Regions from separate parts of the Mus musculus genome. Here regions 1, 2, 3, 5, 6 and 7 are each linked to region 4. The links are chromatin contacts, found by Hi-C in ENCODE. All regions are on one chromosome and are shown on one strand. The core of a region is the stretch at or near the end of the contact, and the rest is flanking DNA. Distances in the headings are between cores, read along the strand shown. Region 1 holds the start of Tug1 (taurine upregulated gene 1). Region 2 holds the start of Sec14l2 (SEC14-like lipid binding 2). Region 3 holds the start of 4921536K21Rik (RIKEN cDNA 4921536K21 gene). Region 4 holds the start of Gsdma (gasdermin A). Region 5 holds the start of Smtn (smoothelin). Region 6 overlaps Osbp2 (oxysterol binding protein 2). Region 7 holds the start of Slc35e4 (solute carrier family 35, member E4).

Region 1 (2,700 bases), core at 141-2,640, about 95 Mb after region 4:
TAAGTATTTCAATGACTCTGATGTAATACTTTGGAAAGAACTATATTCGAAACCTACTGTCCTTAAGTGCTCCGGGGGGTCAAGCTTTCTTCACACAATTCCGACGCACATCAAAAGTGAACGGTTCTGAATGGTCTTCAAACTTGGAGGTTTACAGCTTCAACTTCACGTTCAAGTCCTTTTCTGTTCTCCTAAATTCAGGAAATTGACCTACTTCTGACGGTTCACCTACTTCATTACCACCGAAGACTTTGTCACCACCGAAGACACCAGGCTCCTCAAAAGAGTGCTCTACTGGACAGTGCAGTGGAGTGGAGGCTACTTCTGGCTTCACCGCTTTCCAACAGAAAGGTCCTTGGTGCTGACTGACAGATTTCTTTTCCCAAACCCCGCCCAAACACAGCTTGCTATTATGCCACAATCACCACAGGTTGTGGGTGAAATTACTCACAGTGGCCCACAGAAACACCTCACAACCTACCCTCCCGAATCACCTCAGGTGCGCCCTTCCCCCACACCCTTCAGAAGATGGCCTCGGGCCCTCGGGCCTTCCCAGGCCTGGGTCCTGTGGCCACCTCCTCGCTACCGACAGACAGGAGTTAGTCCCAGAGCCTGGGAGAACAGAGGAAAGTGGCGAGTGCACCACCAGATCCGATCGGGCGTTGCCTGCAGCTCGCAGATGCCTTTGTCCCTCCCCGTGGAATTGGAACTCAACCACCGCAGCGCGCTCTTGGAACCATGTGCTGCCTCCGCTGCCGCTGCCGCCGCCGCCGCCGCCGCCCGCCCGCGCCGCGACACGACACGACACGCCGCGCCTCAACAGACGATGACAGGCTGGGCGTCACGAGATTCAGCGTTCAGTACGGCTTTGCGGCCGGTGCTGCCCGCGCCACCGCTACCTCAGCCACCGCTTTGTCTCCGTAAGCGCACGCAGCGCGAATCACCTCGCTCACTCCCGACGGCCCGGCCGCCGAGGCCTCCAGCGCACCTTCGGCCAATCACAGAGCTCGAAGTCTTCCCGCCCCCGCCCTGAGACTCCACCTTCTGATTGGCGAGCGACGTCGGTCCACGTGACCGGATCTTGTTTGGCCGGTCCGCCCCCATCACGTGAGGGCGCGCGCCTCTCTTCCTGCTTTCCTGACCCCTCTCGGCCATTTAAAGGAACAGTACCGGGGGCGGGCCGAGAGACGCAGCCGGGACGGTAGCTGCAGAGCAGAGCGGAGGAGCCATCTTGTCTTGTCGCCGGGGAGTCAGGCCCCTAACTCGAAGAAGCCCTGGCGCGCCCTCCCCCCCTCCCCGGTCTGGTAGGGCGAAGGAGCGGGCGTGCGGTCGATCGAGCGATCGGTTGGCGGCTCTTTCTCCTGCTCTGGCATCCAGCTCTTGGGGCGCAGGCCCGGCCGCCGCGGCGCGCGCCCGGTGGCCGTTGGCGCTCGCGCCGCGTCTTTCTTCTCGTACGCAGAACTCGGGCGGCGGCCTATGCTTTTGCGATCCGACGAGGGGTCGTCCGGGTGGTTGGCGGCGGCGGGCAACTCCGCCCCGCTCCCGGGGAGGCGGCGGGGGAAGCTGGGGTGGCCGGGGCTGGCCTGGAGGCCTGGCGCCACCCCTCGGGGCCTGCTAGGACCCAGTTGGAGGGTCAAGAGGGAGCTGGAGGATGGTTGGTGGTGGGCTTCCTCCTTTGCCTTTTCCTACTTATGCCACCTTAGTGGGGAGCGAGAGCGCTGGCGGCAGCTCCGGGGTGGGGATTCGAGCTCCGGAGTCGGAAGATCTGGGTTTGCTTCCGGGCCTAGCCACTCGCTGGCCGAGTGACCTTAGGCAAGTCACTCTGTAATCTGTCTGCGCCTCAGTTTCCTCCTCTGCCTATCAGTGTGTGTATGGAATTGGAAGCTCTCTTCAAAAGTGTCGGTTTACAGAAAGATGATTATTGTTTTTTTTTCCTTTGAGTTGCAAGAAGTCATAACAATTGCTCATTCCCTGAAATTAAATTCGGGAACCTTTTATTGGAGTTGGAGATGGGAAGGTTCCCTGAACTTCTTCTGTACAGAAACACGTGGGAAAGTGTTTTCTAGGGGGATGAGTAGATCCTTCAGTAGCGAGTTTTCAAAGGGGGCTATGACCCAGAAGAGTTTAGAACAGTTTTTGCCACCGGGAGGAAACTGAGGCCTACATGTCATCTGGGACCCTTCACAACCAATATGAAGCCCCCATTTGAGTCCCTGGTATATGTGAGCTGCTTCTTACTGCATAATGGCTGTTTCAGGTACCATCACTTCACTGCTTGGCTTTTAGTCAAAGCCCTTTCCTTTCACCATAGGGTGCCTGAAGGGTGGCTGATGCCTATGGTACAATGGCACCCACTAGAAAGCAGCTACAATTAGGAGTGAATGTGTCCTCGAGTAACAAGAAGTGTAATCTCTGGCCCAGCGATTGTTTTCTGCTGCTCGTACTGGTGCCTGACTACTTTTCTCTCGTTAACTATTTTTTTACAACCATGATTGACACCCATTATTTGCTCCTATTTTATATCCCTGGTTTTCGTGGTTGATAGTGAACAGGATTATTTTTAAATGGTGCTGCCAAAACCAGTTAATAGTGCACATGGATTTTTAGCAAGAGGGCTACTTGGAACAGACTGAACCAGGCGTTGGATTCCTGAAAATGTTTGGGGTTTTTTTTTTTTTTTTTTTTTTTTTTTTTTTGGGG
Region 2 (2,700 bases), core at 168-2,667, about 95 Mb after region 4:
CTTTAGTAAGTTTGGGACCAAAAGGTGGTGTCTAAATATTCCTGGGTTCCAGAACAATGCCTCCTGCTTGGCATACAGTAGGAAGACAAAATGGCCCTGGCCCTGTGACCAGGTATCACCATGGAAGTAAGATCAAAGTGGCGAGGGCTCTAGCAGGAGAAGGCTATGAACTCTATTGTGTGAGCCAGAAGTAGTAACTGGGGGGCGGGAGGCAGTCTGATGGTATAGGCTGGACAAGAGGCTGCTAGGCTACAGCTGTCAGAGTCCACCCACTCACTAGTCAAACTTGTCACTAGCGGGGAGTCCGCAGGCTCTTGGCCAGAGCTGGGAAGCAGATAAGCACAGCAGGGCTGCTGTGGGCTCTGGCTTCCAGTGTGGTTTCCTCTCTGTCTAGCCTACGGCCAAGATCTGGCTAGGCAGCCAGCAATGGACAGCAAGGAGGTGGCCACAAGAAGTCAAACCTGAGAATTGTGTACATTAACTTCCATTAGCCTCCTGCCCATGATCACCCTCGGTTAGAGAAGAAGCAACAGTGCAGTGAGGCAAAGGACCCCGTAGACACCCGTGGGACACGGGCCCTCAAACCTGAGCCTCCTCACTTCCACAGAGGAAGCAGAGCATGCCAACTGAGATGTGAGAGCTTCAGGTGTGGCTCCCAGAGAGCAGGGAAGATCAGACGCAGAGACCTGGGTCTTAGTGGGGAGGCTGGTCTTCCTTTCTCTTCAGCTAGATGCCATGGTCTTTACCATGCCTGCTCTGCAGGTAGAGGGAAAAGGCTGTCCACTCCATTTGGTTTATTTGTTTGTATTCTGGGCTTGCCTCAAGCCCAATAAATAAGCTAAGGGTGATCAGAACTTCTGCTTCTCCAATGCTGGGATCTCAGGTATGTGTTGGAATGTGCCACTATGACCATGCAGTGCTGGGAATCCGACTTAAGGTCGTGCGCGTAACTCAGTGGCAAGCCTTCTGCCACTGAGTTACATCGGCAACCCTGGGGGTCAACTCTCACTCCCAAGCAGAGCTGGTAGTAGTGACCATAAGCAGATGGCAGAGTGAACACCACAGTTCCTACAGGCAGAAAGACGCTTAAGGGGCATCCCTTTTCAGTGGGCACCAGAGAGCTGTCAACATTTTGGGGTAAGGAAAGCTATGAGAGCAGCCCGGTCCAGCCTTGTGGAGTCGCACCTTAGAAGACGTCGTTTGCTAGAGCTTTCCAGCTTCCTCTTGGTTAGGATGAGGATCCAGACCCAAGTAGCTCCTCAGGTGTATGAGCAAGCATTCTGGCTCCAATCCAGGGCCTCTGCGCGTCTCGCCCCGCCCCTCGGGCTCCTTTAAGAGGCGGGTCTTGGCCGCCAGCCCCGGGGCCTCGGCCAAAGACTGGGACTTTACTCCAGCGGCTGCGGCGGCGGCAAACGAGTCGGAGCTCCATCAGCTGCCGCAGGCACCGCGCCCCAAGGCTGAGCCACGATGAGCGGCAGAGTCGGTGACCTGAGCCCCAAACAGGAGGAGGCACTGGCCAAGGTGAGCTTGCTCTTGGTCTGTCTGTGGCCCTCGCTCCTGGCTGAAAAGCGGCTGTAAGGGACTGTCCTCGCGGGCGGGCGACTGATCGCCCCCGCTTGGCTAGTGCCCAGCGGACCGCTTCTCCTTCAGGGTGAGGACCTCGGGAAGTTTGGTCATCGCGATCTTCAGCATGAGCAGCCCCAGAGGTGCCCCCTTGGGAAGAAGTGGTTGCTTGGAAGCCTTGGGAGGCAGCTGAGGGCACAAAGGCAACATTCATCCTCCGGGCTGGCAGGGACTGGTAGCAGGGCCGTGGGACAGGGGCAGGGCCCCAGGTTTCCTCCCATTTCCGGGAGGTTTTTCTCTTTTGGGGCAGTGGCATATGGAAGGGTCCCTGACAGTTCCTTGGCAAACTCCCCCTAGCTCTTTCAAGGCACTAAGTCACTGTGCGACCTTGGGCCAAACCCTGTCCTGTGTGCTGTGCTCTTCGATGAAATTAGAGGAGTTGTCTGTCGGGCACCTCTTGTGTGTGAAGTCTAAGATGTCCGGGATTCACTAGGTTGGAATCCTTTCGGAGAGAAGAGCTCTCCCCACCCTGGCAACCCAGACCCTTGCCTGAACTTAGTGATGCCACTCAAAAGGAAAGGACCTGACCAGGCTTTGCCTTGGCACCTGGGCAGACAGGGACTTATCTACTCCATTCAAGTTCGGGAGCTGGCACTTCTGGCCAAAAGACTTTATCTCCTCAGTTGCACGGGATCAGAATTGATGGGGTCCAGCCCCAGTGTTCCCAGTTGTGCAGTTTCTTATTTATTCCAGAGTGTGGCAGCAGATGTGGCTGCTGTGTGTGACTTTTTTCCCATGCCAGGTTTGCTGCTGACGTGCAGGCTAAGTCTGTTGGGCATAGGTTTGGTGGGGATTAAGCCAGGGGCTAGGTGAGGTCCTTGGTGAAGGGTGGCCTTCTGCTTGTTGTTTAGATGACCATTGTCCTAACTCTGGGAGCTGCTTTTGGGGGATGGGAGGGTCTGATTAGACCTAGCTGACCTAAGGCAAAGGGCAGAGGTGGCCAGTCCTCATTGGTCCTCTCTGGAGGTGTCCTACAGGTCAGTAACCAGATAAAGGTCTCTGCTGTTGTAGGAGGCTTGGGGCTGCCTGTTTACTACTGGGTAGTGAGAGATCAGGGATAGGGGTGGCTATCCTGGG
Region 3 (2,700 bases), core at 67-2,566, about 95 Mb after region 4:
TAGAAAAGAGCCTTGGTGATGGTCACCTGGAACTGCAGCATTCAGGAGGTAGAAGAGAAAGGTGGGGCCCTTGCTTTATGGGTCCTGCCCCCCAACAAAGAGCTGAGGAAACAAACTACAGGGTTTTTTGTTTGTTTGTTTTGATTTAATTTTTTCCTTGTCACAGAAACAAAGCTGTTTTCTTAAAATTAACCTTTGAGAAATCAGGATTTCCCAGGCAGGCCAGTTTCAGCTAGCATAAGGTCATGGCCTAACTTATCCTCTCAGAATGAAAAGTCATTCAGGTAACCTCAGGCCAATCAGTTATTTTTCCACTGTTCTGTCTCCCTGTTCCTGCCTTCCAAGGAATGTGACTTCCAAGTGACATTTGGTTTTGTTTCTGCTCTCTTCAGTCCCTTCAGAGGTAAAGTTAAAATGCAAAGCTTGTGGGAATGACAAATAAAGGCATTTGTTATAGAGTTGCAAAGATAGTAAGAAGCGATCACAGACAGTAGGACATGGTAGAGCAGACCTGGAAGCTGAAGCAAGATGTGGTGTTCCTGACCAGACTACTGGAACTCTTTCAAGAGTTTCAAGAGGGGGAGGGGGAGGGGGGGGGAGAGGGGAGGAGAGGAAACAGAAACGTCATCTCCATTTTTTACATTTTACAACCAACCAGGCTTTTGGCATCTAGTTAATTTGTAGCCGTGAAACCTGAGACTCGAGGAAAACCAGTTTTGTTCATCATTAGACAGCAAGTTCTGAAGGCTGATATTTCTGGTGGATTACACTTTCTGGAGAAAGTTGGCAAATATAGGTGGGGCGCTGGTTAAATTCTGGGTTATAAACGTGGAACAGAGTCCACAAGTAGATGAGTGGAAGGTGCCACAACAAGCCTAGGAAGCTTGGCCTCTCTACGTGGTGACAAGACTCAAACAATCTTACCTCCTTCCCTCAGTGCCCCCGAAATCTTTCAGGGCAGAGCCGCGGACGACCCTCTCCAAGAAAGAGAGGGCCCTTCATGATTCCGGACCTTGGTAGCAACGGCTTCTCCTCGCGGAACAATGGGCAGTTCGGGGCTTAGGGGGACCCCGCGACTGATTCTGTACCTCGAAGGACTACGCAGTTCCCAGGCGTTTGGGAAAAGCTGGGTGGGCTGCCTGTCTTCACAGAAATGCGCCAAGTAGCCAGAAGGACCATTGCTACACCCACCGCCTGCACGCCCCGCCCACTCACCCTTCGTCTCCTAGGCAACACGCCCAACAGAGCCTCACAAAGAACGCCTAAAGACTGTCACGCGGTCTGCTTGCCGGTTGTCTCCCAGGCAACGCACTCCAGTGTAGATAGTTGCTCTGCGACCGCGTGTCTTTCCACCATGGTTTTAGGTCTTGCTAGCTTTCCTGAGTCGCTCTCTAGCCAGTCAGAGACCGCTACACAGCCCAGAAGGCCTTCAGTCAAATGGGACTTGGGCTCGGATTACAGGAAAGGTACCGAAGAGACTACCGCTTCTGGTTCGAACTTCCGGCGCGAGAGACTGGACAGCCAGCCGGATCTTGGCCTCCACGTCCAACCACAGATCTACTTCCTGCGGCCGCGGTCCCCACTCCCCAAGTTGTTATTCAGGTGTGGCTCGGGTATACAAAGCAGTTGTCAGACCCGGGACCCCGTAAGGGAATCCGACTCACTTTGTTCCAGCCGTGTCCCCCCCCCAACCTCCGCCCTTAGATGTTCCTCTGATCGCAGCAATGTCTCCGATCGCAGGATTTTTCAGACTCAGGCCAACCCGTAGGACCTTCAGAAGCCCGTTTTCTGGGCCGAAGGCACTGTCCCGTTTCTAGCCTTCCGAATGAATCCTGACCCTGGCGTAGTGTAGGCTTGACGTCTGCAATTGGTCTCAGGCTCCAATCGACTTGGCAACTCCAGGCCTTCCCATTCTCCAGCGTCCTTGAAAAGCCTTCAGTTCCCCAATGTTTGACTCCAATCCTGTCCCCCTTCTTCAACCGGCATCAGCCAAGGATGTAACAAGTCCTACAGAGGATTTATTATGGAAACACAATTTGTTTCAAAAATGACCAGTATTTATTACTTGATAAATTTGGTGCATCACTAAGTAAAGAGGGTCTTTAAATATTTAGTCTCTTTTTGGTTGAAAATAGGACTTAGACTTGTGTGTAAATTCCTGACCGTTGACTCTGTCTTCCCATCCGCACCTGGGTATGTTGAGTCATCCTGCATAAAAACCAGAAAAGTGGAACTGGGTAGCTTTCAATGTTCGTTCCTTTGTATTAGCAAGCACAGCCTGACCACAGTTGTTCCTAACTCATAGGAAAATGAACTGGAGAACGTTATTAGAATCCCCCTAAAGGTGCTTTGTTTTCTTCTTAACTGAACGTGGTTGCACACGATTGTAATCAAGCACTCAGGTGCTGGAGGCAGGAGGATTGGAAATTCAAGGTCACTCTCAGTTCAAGAGGGAGTTCTAGGCCAGCCTGGATACACGAGACCTTGTCACAAAATATACATCTTTTTGTTTGTTGGGTTTGGTGGTGGTGGTGTTTTCTGTTTTTTTGTTTTTGTTTTGTTTTTGTTTTGTCTGACTATGAATGTATTTTATGATGATCTTATTCTGATGTGCTAACCAATAGAGACTGAGTTTAGTATAAGTTGTTATTTGTATTCCTTCTGTTCCTGTGTGTATCAGACAGCCATTTCTGTTTCAGT
Region 4 (2,700 bases), core at 48-2,547:
GGCAGCTTCCCCAGTTGCCCTTTCCTTGGCAAGGCTACACTTGTTTGCACCCTCCATTTCCTTCCCACCCACCTCCTAGCAACACCAGTATAAGTGGGCAAATTTCCTAGTTCCTCTCTCCCAACTACTTCTTTGCCTTTGTTAGTTCTGCTTACGATATATCCCCTTTCCAATAGAAAGAATTCGTATTTGTCCTATAAGACTCAACTGAAGGACTGGAGAGATGGCTCAGCAGTTAAGAGCACAGACTGCTCTTCTGGAGGTCCTGAGTTCAAATCCCAGCAACCACGTGGTGGCTCACAACCATCCATAATGAGATCTGAGCTACAGTGTACTTATAATCAATCAATCAATCAATCAATCAATCAATCAATCTTTGGACTCTGAGCAAGCAGGACTGGAGTAAGAAGGAAAAAAAAAGACTCAACTCATGTCACCTGCTCACCCCTTTACTCCTTTGGGCATTTTGGTGACTCTGCCTGCATTCCCAAGGCATCTTGTATATCCACTTCTGAAACACCTGCTAATTCATCTTGTTACCATCCATCTGTTCACCTGACTGCCTTGCCTACTCAACTGTGACTTTCCTGAGGGCAGGAAATGGGCCTGAGTCACCTCTACAGCATCAGCACCATGTCTGGTAGAAACAAGGATAGAAAGAGTGAGCTTGGTCCTGGGAGACATGCTGGAGGGAGAGGGACCAAGAGGATGTGGGGCCTGCAAGGATCACAAGTTTGACAGTTTAGGACTCTGTCTTTGAAGTCGAGGTATCTCACCTGGGGATCCAGGAGACACACCCAGGTTTTCCTGGTGGGTGGAAGAGATCAGACACATCAGCTAGCCTCCATGGGCCTCACCTTTCTGTAGTACTTGACAGAGGCAGGGAAACAGGAAGGAGCACACAGAGATGTTGGGGCCATCCTGCCATCTACAATATACTTTCCAGCCCTTGTTCCTGGAAGGGTTGGGATGGCCTATGTCCCTCCAGAGACCAACTGAGTGTACCTAGAAGGACCTACCCTTCACCAGAGTGGCACTCAAAGGGCTGCCTCTCTTCTCTCTAAGGCCTACTATGAGTCCTACCCCCAGTAAAATGCAGGGAGATTTATGGCCATGATAAAGGATAAGAAATCCCATGCCCATTTGGCCCCAACCTTCCCCTGGTTCCCCAGAATGTCCCCCTGCCTCCTCAGCCATCATTGATCTTACCAGGGAAGGGTGATGCTGGATCCTGTCTGGCAGCTGGTGTGTGGTGAGGAACCAGAGCTCGTTCTGTCTATAGGGTGAGGGAATGACTGGCTGTCCTTTATCAGGACTGGCTGCTTTATGCCTCCATGGAGGCGGGGATGTAAGCTCCCACAGACCCCGCCTCCCACAATGACCCCACCCCTTTTTGTTCCACTTCCAGGAGAACAGCATCAACCTGTTTGAAGTGCCCCGCCTCAGGTCCTGTGGGGGTGGGTAAAAAGATGCCAGGCAGGTGTCTGTGTTGCTGGGGCTGAGACAGAAAGAAGGGGGACTGAAAGTTTGCTTATAGACTGGGGAGGAAGGGAGGCAGTGGGAATTGGCTGTGTGCGTGTGTGTATGCACTTATGCTTATTTGTGTGTGAGTGTGCATGTGAGTGTGTGTGTGTGTACTCATGCATGCGTGTAATTGTGTGCAGGGGTGATACAGGGTGGATCACTGCCCTGATGTCATCTGGAAGCACCTGCCATTCATCTGAGGCCTTGTGGAAATGATAAGTGATAAGAAATCCTGTATGTTCAGGGACTACAGGCAGCAGAGCAGCTGAAAATCTGCCCTTCAACTTTGTATGCATCAGCCTGCTGATTCTTACCTCTCTCTATGTGTATATGTGCCTTGGCTACACATGCATAACTTGGTACCAGTATGCACAGAAGTCTGAGGAGGCAGGATAGAGTGAGCTCATATGGCCTTCTATAATTTGGAAGCATCTCTAAGTATATGGAATATATGCTCACACACAGGCAGAGGTGGATCTCAGCGGTGAGATGACGGACAGCCCAGGATGTATGCTGTGGGCGTTCAGCTGTCTCCCTGTAGGTCATTCAGGAACTTTCTCTCTCTCTCTCTCTCTCTCTCTCTCTCTCTCTCTCTCTCTCTCTCTCTCTCTCTCTCTCTCTCTCTCATGTTAGTGCACTGCTGCTCTCTTCAGACATACCAGAAGAGGACTACATATTCTATTACTGATGGTTGTGAGCCACCATGTGGTTGCTGGGATTTGAATTCAGGACCTCTGGAGGAGCAGTCAGTGCTCTTAACCTCTGAGCCATCTCTCCAGCCCCCATTATCTTATTAAAGTTGCTCCTTGGAAATCACTTAAAAGAGGATTCTACACACACAGGCAGGTCTCTAAATTACAATTTATGTGATTTACTGCAAGGCCATATGAAGAAGCAGTTTCCTGGAGATTTCCTTAGGGACTGGTAGGAGTGAGGAAAGAGTCTCACACTCTGCAAAAATATCTTTAAAACTTTATTACTTTACTTTCTCAGAATCCTTCCACACTTTGTTCTGCCTCTCTGGTCCCCATCCTTCACCCCTTTTCTTTCCTCCATTCCCTTCCACTTCTCACCTGGCACAGCTATCAGCATCTTAGACAGACAGCTCTAGCTCCTGTTTGCTGTCAGGTGCCCATCCCCCTTAGGAAAGGTGGAGTTGGGTTCTTGGGTGTGTGG
Region 5 (2,700 bases), core at 142-2,641, about 95 Mb after region 4:
CGCACAGCGCTAAATAGACAATCCCGGAAACAGGCACCCACCTCGGCCATTCATTGATCTCAGCCAGCGCGAGCAGGCGGTTCACTGGAGCAATCGGCTTCCCACTCAGGTAGGGAAGACTAGGAAACCTCCACAGCCGGCGTCTTCGTCGGTTTGGCGCATTTCTTCTGCCTCCCCCGCAAGGGGCTTCCTTCTCTAGGTCTTATTTTCCAATATATAAGGTGAGAGGACCACCTCTTGGGGCTGTGGGAGGAAACAAAAAGACTTTAAATGGACACAGGTCCTCTCTTTGGGTGTGTAAAGGTTGGTCTTGGAGAAATCTGAGTTGGAGCTCTCTGAGAGACTACAGGAGCCAGCTCAGCCCTACCTCAGTTCCACATTATAGTGTTAGCAGAGATTAGAATCCCTGCTAGGTGGGATGAACCTCGACTCCATTACCCATAGGCTTTTGTCTCATCTGTATAAGGGAACAGTCAAATCTCATTAAGTTGTTATGGATATTATAATCTGATACACAACACACAACACACACACACACACACACAAGAAATACGTTGGTGCTTTTATGGTTTTTATTTGATTTACAGTTTTTATTTATCAAGCTGGACTCCAGACTTTATCTGCCCAGGCTCCACCCTACTTTTTTCTTAGGCAAGACCAGTAGGGCGGCTCCACAGCCTCCAGGATGACAGGGAAGCTTTCCCTCCAGGGTCTGAGCTCTTGGGTCTCCTGGTTGACTCTTTGTATTGTCTCCTTGGGATCTTCAGTTTCCCCCATTTGTTGAGTTGCGAGGTTCATACTCCCTATTTAGAACTTCGGGGGTCTCAGAGGCAGACTTTAAAGAATTTGGGAGAGCATGCTACATATATGAGCAAGGAAGGTACGATATGATTGATCCTGCTCCATCTCAGATGTCCTGGGCGACTCAATAATTGTCAAAATGCTGCTGGTCACCCAGTCTCCTTACCCTGAGGTGGCACAGACCAGGTGTCCCGAAAGCGCCCTTTGAGCGTTGAGTTGACTGGGCAGTCTGTGTACTAAGGCGCCTAGTGGGTGGAGTCCGGAGAAAGGATGTGGTCTCAAGAACAAAAAGGAGGGCAGGGAGGGGCTGTCAGGACCGCTCAGGGCTTACAGGATCCCAAGATACTTATTTGCCCGGTTTGTGGCACATTCCGGACTTTGGCTTAGAGCCTGTATCCTGGTGAAGCCCACCCGAGGATGTCTAGGACCTCGCAACAGCAGTCCCCAAAACTACAATACCCAACATGCCTGTACAGTGAGGGGCTGGAGTCTTTTGGGGGCGGGTCCTAAAAAATTGAATTTTCCCAATGGGACCAGAGCAGGGGCGTGTCTCAACAGAGAATTGGCTGGGACAGCTTGGCAGGGCGGAGCCAGCCATCTGGCTGGCGCCGCGGGACAGGCGTCTGCAGCAGAGTCCAGGGTACGTTGCTGAACCGGCCTGGGCTCCTGGGCTGCGGCTCCTCCCGTCGGTCTGCCGGTCTCTACTGCATCTACCGGGTCCCGACCAAACTAACACGAAACTGCGCCGGAACGGCGGGCCGGACTGAGAGGTGGGTATGAGGATCTCGGGTCTACTCTAGGAGTCCGGATGAGTCCGGGGAAGGGGGTGTGAAACCTGGATGTCTGGACAGGGATTCTGAAACTCCCAGGTCCGGGAACCCTAGCCAAATCACGAGAACTCCAAAGACACATGGTTGAAGTTCTGAGACCCTGGGGAAAGAGTCTTGAAGAGACTCTATGGACTTGGAAGAGGCTTCTCGATCCCCAGAGACACTAATCTATAGGGAGCTGATACCTCGAGGAATCTTTCCCAGATCCTGACCCATCTCTCGCAGGGCCTTAACAATCCCCAGGACTGAAAACTCTGTAGCATGAAGCCATGAGAATGGTGGCAAGCAGTGGCAGGAATTTCTGAGCAGACAGTCCCGAGTATCACCTAGGTTTGGAACTAACAACACCCTTACCCAACATGAAGAAGCATAGCATGTCCACAATACTTAAGATTGGGCACTGGGGAGGGGTAGTTACCCCAGACAGAGTATCTAGACTAGGAGGTAAAGACTCTAGCAGTGCCTTCCAACTCCAACTAGTGCGCACTGGGACTCCCCCAGACCCATTCACCGGATGGGGTGACTCACACCAAGTGACTGTTGTAGAGAGGGAGTGGATGATTTCGGGATGAATCAATGGAGGTGGGGGGTCCAGAGGCCATTTCAGTCACCACATTAGCAAAACATCCAGGTGTGCTAGACCATGGAACCACAAATTCCAGAGACACTGGGGACTCCAGGAAGGAGTGATTTGGGCTAGAGACTGGCACCAGATTTAGGAATCCATTTTGACGGTCAGTGGTTGAACAAGAAACAAACAGCCTGGAGTCTTGGGCAGCATCTTGGAAGGGGACTTCAGAAGGCAGAAGTCACCAAGATTTGTGTTAGGTTCTTTCTGCCCTTTGAGTCTGAGTTTTTCTGACCCCCTGTGATGAATCTTTGACCATCTCCCATCCTCTCAGTTTGCCTGAAGTCCAGAGGTTGGGTGGGTCAGCTTCCCAAGGCCCTTCCAGTTGGAAAGTGAACTGTGAGTGAATTCTGAGTGTGTGAATGGACAGGGAGAGAGGGACACCTGGCTCCCCAAGGTCAGGTCTGCTGACATCAGGGAGGAAAGGAGTCAAAACTGAAG
Region 6 (2,700 bases), core at 154-2,653, about 95 Mb after region 4:
TGCCAGCCTTGAGGAAGGCAAATACACTCCCCTCACCTAAGTAGTCGGGGCAGTGGAGAGGGGGTTACAGCTCTACCCCCACCCTGATTATAGGAAGTTTCAGCTCTGTGAGATGATAACCATTCTGTTTTAAGCCACTGCTTTAGTTTCCTGGAGCTGCTGTACCTGACCAATTACCTACCACGAATTGGTAGATTAAGGCAACTGGGATTTATCACAAGTTCAAAATCAAGGTGTTAGTGGGTCCAGACCCCTCTGAAGCCTCAAGGGAAGAGTCTGTTGTACACCTTTTTCTTTGTGCCCTGTGTTGCTGGTGATGCTTGGTGTCCATTGGCTTGTACCACCACCACCATCTCCTCCCCCTCCTCTTCCTCCTTCTTCATCTTCAAAGATTTTTTATGTAGGTGAGTACACTGTAACCGTCTTCAGAAACACCAGAAGAGAGCATCGATTCCCATTACAGATGGTTGTGAGCCACCATGTGGTTGCTGGAAATTGAACTCAGGACCTCTGGAAGAGCAGTCAGTGCTCTTAACCTCTGAGCCAACACTCCAGTTCTCGTTTTCTCTACCTCCTCTTCCCTTCTCCCTCCTCCTCCTCCTCCTCCTCCTCCTCCTCCTCCTCCTCCTCCTCCTCCTCCTCCTCCTCTATGTCTGTGTGTGTGTGTGTGTGTGTGTGTGTGTGTGTGTGTGTGTGTGCTGGTACCCCAAGTACTTCATTTTTGCCTCTTTCGAGTTTCAAGGCCTCCATCTGCTTTCCAGTTTGCTTCCCTGGATCCCACTGCTCTGCCCAGTTGCCCTCCATGCTGAGGCCAGCTTCCTGCTAAGGCAAAGGCTAAGGTTGCTGAGGGCTGCAGACCCCTGCAGTGTAGATACTCAAGCTCTACCCTCTTCTTGGCCAGGTTGGCATTTGGGATAGATAATGAAGTCATGTGGGGTCACTGAGGCAAGAAGAGACACTCTCAGAAGTCCCACTAGAGGAGCCTTACTGTGCAGGGCCACTGATTGGAAGACACTACTTGATCTCGTGAAGACTATGTGCCTCTCCCAGACCAGTTTTGTGGTGATCTTATTAGGATGACTGGAATGTCAGAGCATGGACCACAGCTCCCCGACTTGCTCACTGTAGGACCAGTCCACTCTAAACATGTCTCCCCACTTGCTGTCCTAAGACATGAGTTTGCTGGGGACTGGAGATGTAGCTCGGCAGTGCTTGCTTAACATGCGTGGAGCCCTTGGTTCCATCCTTAGCATCTCATAGGCCAGGCGCCATAGTTCATGTTTGTAATCCCACTTCTCAGCAAGTGGAGTTAGAAAGAGCAAGTGTTCACAGTCATCATTAGCTCTTCATTTCTTGGAAACACCAGTCCTGCAGAGAGCCAGGTGGAGCCCCAAATATGGCAAAGCAGCTGCCTGGGCTCGGTGGAGGAGGTAGGTGGGTAGAGGCACCATAGGTTTTGCAGTGTGCTTCCAGAAGAGAGGGGAAGAAAGGAGAGAGATGTCTTGACCCATCAGATGGCTTAGGCAGACTGCACATGAAGGAGGAGCCAACGCCCACCCCATCTCCAGGCAGAGAGTGGGTATTGCGTGCACTTTGTATTCTTCTGGCTGGCCCCTCACTCCAGCTTCTGCCTGGAAAATAGTCAGATAGTCTCCTTGGTCGCCCTTACATCTCTCCAATTTGCACTCTCAGGAGGCCTCTGCTGAGAAGGAAAGAGGGGTACAGCATCTCTGCCTGGCACCCTGCCAGTGCAGATCTGAGAGCCCCCCCCCCCCGCCACGTGCTCCCTATGGGCCCTGCCATCAGCAGCTGGGCACAGCATATGATCAGAGGCCAGCACTCACCACCTGGGGACTCTGACAACAGACACACAGAGCAGTGAGTGACCCTTCCTCACTAGCTTCCCAGGGTGTATGCTAGATATAAGGATGACCCACCCAGGATACCCCCAGAAAACATCTTAGCCACCTGGGCAAAATAAGGGTTTAATGTAGGCTGGTAAGTGCCACTTAGACACATGGTATAAGCCAGGCACTCTCTCTAGGCCTCGGGGTACCCATCTCAAAGCAAGTGTGAGCCTGGATGGACCAGTCCTTAACCAAACTGGTTCTTGCCTTCTCTGCTTTGCCTGGCTGTTCCATTAAAGTGATCAGGTTGCAGCAGGAATGTCCTTGCTTCCAGGTGCTGCCCCTTTCTACTCAACAGTGGGAAAGATGGGAGGAAAGGTAGTGTAGGGGGCTCTGGGGGCTACAGCCTTGGCTGGCTGTACAGGAAAAGAGAGTTCCCAGCTCTACCCTCTCTGTCACCTCTGCAACAGGGCCATGCTTGTTTCCGTGGTCTTCTCCACTATCAGAAAGCTGTCCCACATCCAAGAATCAGAGCCCATCCATCTCTCTGCAAGTACTATATAGATTGTTCAGAACAGAGACCAAGATGGTTTTTACATCACAGATAATAGAGGTAGCTCAGAAAAGTTGGTGGCTCCAAAGCCAGGAAGCAGGACCTCCTCCCCAACAGAGGGAGTAACCCAAGTGACACAAGCCAGCTCAAATTCATGTTGAGACTCATATAGGTGACTAAGAAAGGTTGCGACTGCTCCCCAGCTCAAGCCCATTGTGGATGTTTTGAGAGGGTTTCTGCACAATCTCTCAGATGACATGGTGGGAGCTGAGCCCAGACCAGCTGCTCCACACAGTGCCA
Region 7 (2,700 bases), core at 158-2,657, about 95 Mb after region 4:
GTAGGGCTCAAATTTGAGGGGTGCTGTGGGAGGCATAGGCTGCTCTGAGATCTTGAGTAGACCCTAAGGAACGTGAATGAGCCCTCTACCCCAGTGATATCCTCCTTGAATCCGGGCCTCCTGGCTCTGGATCCACAGTAAAATACAGTCTGATGTTGAGACAGGTTAAAATGGGTTTCTGAGGCTAGAGAGATGCTCAGTGGTTAAAAGCATTTACTGGGCTGGAGAGATGGCTCAGCAGTTAAGAGCACTGACTGCTCTTGAGTTCAATTCCCAGTAACCACATGGTGGCTCACAACCATCTGTAATGGGATCCGATGTCTTCTTCTGATGTTTCTGAAGATAGCTACAGTGGTGTATGCATATACATAAAATAAGTCTTTTTTTTTTTTTTAAAGCACTTACTGCCCTTGCAGAGGACCTAAATTTGGTCTTTAGCACCCACATAGTAGTTCACAGCCACTAGTAACTTCAGATGCAGGAGATCTGATGCCCTTTTGGCTCTGCAGGCACCGGCCATGCACATGGTGCGCACACTCACATGCAGGCAAATCACTCATCCATATAAAATATCTAACAAAAAAATTGTTCAAGGAGCTGGAGAGATGGCTCAGCAGTAGGAGAACTGGCTGCTCTTCCACAAAATCCAGGTTAATTCCCAGCACTCACATGGCAGCTCACAACTGTCTGTAACTCCAGTTTCAGGGGATCTGATGCCCTCACAGACATCCATGCATAGTTACAGATAGACAGACAGGCTAAACACCAATGCACATAAATCTTTTTAAAATGGGCACAGAAGTGGGCAGAGGCACCTGCTTGTAATCTCAGCATTCCCATACAGACATTCACACCACTAATAATAAACAAAAAATTTAAATAGGAAGAAATGCTTTTTAATTCAAAGAAGCTTAGTGGATAATGGATTAAAAATCCCAGAGGAATATAGTTCACTGAAAGCCCAGATTCCTCTTCTTAAAAAATGTGTGTGTGTGTGTGTGTGTGTGTGTGTGTGTGTGTGTTGGAGGGGGGAGGGGAGAGGCTCATTCAGTTTCCCTCCCATAACTCTTCTTGGAAAAACTATCTAAATGCCCCAGATTTTGATCCTTTCCCTGGAAGTCTCCTACCTACACTCTCTGCCCTTCAACTTGGGTTACTCAGCAGAGATCTACGGGTTCCCGCGGGTATCAGACTCATCGGAGGCAAGTGTGACAGTGTAGATTCCTGGTTCATCTGGGACAGAGATCTGATTTAGGTCTCAGGTGGGACTGGCTTATTTTCACCTGAATTTCTTTGGGAAGGGATTAGGAACGCTTGCAACAGTGCGGAGTCACGACCACCAGAGGGCGCTGCGGGCCGGGCTACACAGTTGCGCTTTGCGATCTTGTTTCTCTAGGCAGGTTGTCATCCAGGACTTGTTTGACAACAGAGCCGGGTGAGGCCTGTGCAGGTGAGCGGGAGCTTCCCCAGAAATCCAATTACCGGAAAGAGTCCAGGATGGACCTTGATTCTTGCTCACGCGTTGGGCTGGGAACAGGTCCCTGGGTTTCAGCTGCTTACCCTAACCTGAATTCAGGTGGGAAACCCGGGAACCATCCAGGATTCTGCTCCGTGGGCCTCATGAAACCCAGCTGTGAGTCACCTCGGAATGCCTAGGGAGCAGCACATAAAGTCGGCTAGCTCGGGATGGATGCCGGCCCGCTGTACCCTGCTTCCCGGAGCTGTGGTTAGCTTTGGTGATTCATTTCCCCTTCTGCTGCCCCAGAGGGGGCGCCGCCCTGGTTTGAGAGGGGGAGAAAAGATCTGGAGTGGAATGGAGGGGGAACAAGATGAGGCAGCCTTAAGGGACCACGTGGTCTAGCTCCGTTGAATTCCAAGATCTCAAGGAGACCTTTGTGGTCTGGGATCAGGTGATGTGGTATGTCTCACTTCAACGCCCTGCTTCTCGACGATGGCAGACAGCTTGGGGACGGCTCTGCAGAGTGCCCAGGGTTTCCAGCACTGGATACTGGTCTTTTTAAGGAAGGCTCTACTTGGCGCTGGAGACAATCCGGATTCCGGTTGGTGGCTGGTACAACCCACACTCTCCACTAAGGGATTCGCGGCCGCAGCTGCGCAAGCCAAGTCGGGAGGCGCAAAGGCTGTGGGAGGGGCTAGACGTCCGCCGGGCTCCGGGGCTGGTACTCGTGGGCGGGGCCCGGGCTGAGCCCAACTTTCCGGGTGGAGCGCAGCTTCGGTAGCGGCGGAGAGGGCAGGGCCGGGAAGCGCTGAGCCGCGCGGGACTCGGGAGGGACTAGAGCCCGGCGCCCGAAGCTGCCAGATCCACCGCGGGAGCCGAGCGGCAGCCAGAACAGCCAGAGCATCCTGAGAGGCTGCAGCCAGTCCGAGCTCGCGATTCCGCGTCCGCCGGCCTATCGGCGTCTATTCCCGGTCCAGTAAAAGGCTAAAGGGGGCTGGGGGAGGGGAGCGACGGCTGCAACCTCCGTTCCCACGCTCGGAATATTATCGACCCTGCCAGACCTGGTCCGGGCCTGAGCACCAAACACGCAGGCGGTCGGGGTCAGTCAGTGACCTCATCCTGACAGTCTGGGGACCAAAGATGGAAAAAGACAAACGGATTCGGTGTGAAAGCATCGCGTGAGCTTAGGGCGCGGAGAAGAGAGAAGGCCTCCCCTGGTGCGGGAGGTGCCCAGGGCTTAC

What was found. A loop is a pair of places that touch in the nucleus more often than their neighbours do.
Region 1: a loop to region 4 is called in a map of regulatory T cell, with 31 times the contacts of the local background. The contact joins the promoter of Tug1 here to the promoter of Gsdma in region 4. A Hi-C loop is called at or near these places in 5 of 37 maps with a recorded cell type or tissue (T-helper 1 cell, T-helper 17 cell, T-helper 2 cell and 1 more).
Region 2: a loop to region 4 is called in a map of regulatory T cell, with 16 times the contacts of the local background. The contact joins the promoter of Sec14l2 here to the promoter of Gsdma in region 4. A Hi-C loop is called at or near these places in 3 of 37 maps with a recorded cell type or tissue (T-helper 1 cell, T-helper 17 cell and regulatory T cell).
Region 3: a loop to region 4 is called in a map of T-helper 2 cell, with 17 times the contacts of the local background. The contact joins the promoter of 4921536K21Rik here to the promoter of Gsdma in region 4. A Hi-C loop is called at or near these places in 3 of 37 maps with a recorded cell type or tissue (T-helper 1 cell, T-helper 2 cell and regulatory T cell).
Region 5: a loop to region 4 is called in a map of T-helper 17 cell, with 31 times the contacts of the local background. The contact joins the promoter of Smtn here to the promoter of Gsdma in region 4. A Hi-C loop is called at or near these places in 3 of 37 maps with a recorded cell type or tissue (T-helper 1 cell and T-helper 17 cell).
Region 6: a map of regulatory T cell shows a loop between it and region 4 (25-fold over the local background). The contact joins the enhancer-like site here to the promoter of Gsdma in region 4. A Hi-C loop is called at or near these places in 2 of 37 maps with a recorded cell type or tissue (T-helper 17 cell and regulatory T cell).
Region 7: a loop to region 4 is called in a map of T-helper 17 cell, with 13 times the contacts of the local background. The contact joins the promoter of Slc35e4 here to the promoter of Gsdma in region 4. A Hi-C loop is called at or near these places in 4 of 37 maps with a recorded cell type or tissue (T-helper 1 cell, T-helper 17 cell, T-helper 2 cell and 1 more).

What each region holds. Positions count from the first base shown.
Region 1 is chr11:3,647,504-3,650,203 of GRCm38, reverse strand. It overlaps Tug1 (taurine upregulated gene 1), which reads left to right and starts at 1,390. Exons shown (of 4, transcript NR_002321.2): 1 at 1,390-1,451. It overlaps Morc2a (microrchidia 2A), which reads right to left and starts at 767. Exons shown (of 27, transcript NM_001159288.2): 1 at 58-767.
Region 2 is chr11:4,117,446-4,120,145 of GRCm38, reverse strand. It overlaps Sec14l2 (SEC14-like lipid binding 2), which reads left to right and starts at 1,417. Exons shown (of 12, transcript NM_144520.2): 1 at 1,417-1,521. The coding sequence starts at 1,468. Gm51934 (a long non-coding RNA gene) reads right to left here and starts at 1,797. Exons shown (of 3, transcript XR_003949841.1): 1 at 1,186-1,797.
Region 3 is chr11:3,893,742-3,896,441 of GRCm38, reverse strand. It overlaps 4921536K21Rik (RIKEN cDNA 4921536K21 gene), which reads left to right and starts at 1,316. Exons shown (of 3, transcript NM_026150.3): 1 at 1,316-1,602. The coding sequence starts at 1,355. It overlaps Dusp18 (dual specificity phosphatase 18), which reads right to left and starts at 1,202. Exons shown (of 2, transcript NM_173745.5): 1 at 925-1,202.
Region 4 is chr11:98,662,948-98,665,647 of GRCm38, reverse strand. Gsdma (gasdermin A) reads right to left here and starts at 1,297. Exons shown (of 12, transcript NM_021347.4): 1 at 1,210-1,297.
Region 5 is chr11:3,537,983-3,540,682 of GRCm38, reverse strand. Smtn (smoothelin) reads left to right here and starts at 1,391. Exons shown (of 20, transcript NM_001284427.1): 1 at 1,391-1,571. It overlaps Gm11946 (a long non-coding RNA gene), which reads right to left. Exons shown (of 6, transcript XR_001780145.2): 3 at 968-2,700; 4 at 42-243.
Region 6 is chr11:3,730,408-3,733,107 of GRCm38, reverse strand. All of the region lies in intron 2 of Osbp2 (oxysterol binding protein 2), which reads left to right. Among named protein-coding and RNA genes, the nearest start is that of Gm51881, 9.7 kb to the left of the region's middle. Within about 2 kb of position 1,403, at least 1 of the 3 ENCODE cell types and tissues checked has a DNase peak (open chromatin) inside an H3K27ac peak, as active enhancers do.
Region 7 is chr11:3,913,371-3,916,070 of GRCm38, reverse strand. Slc35e4 (solute carrier family 35, member E4) reads left to right here and starts at 1,407. Exons shown (of 2, transcript NM_153142.3): 1 at 1,407-2,700.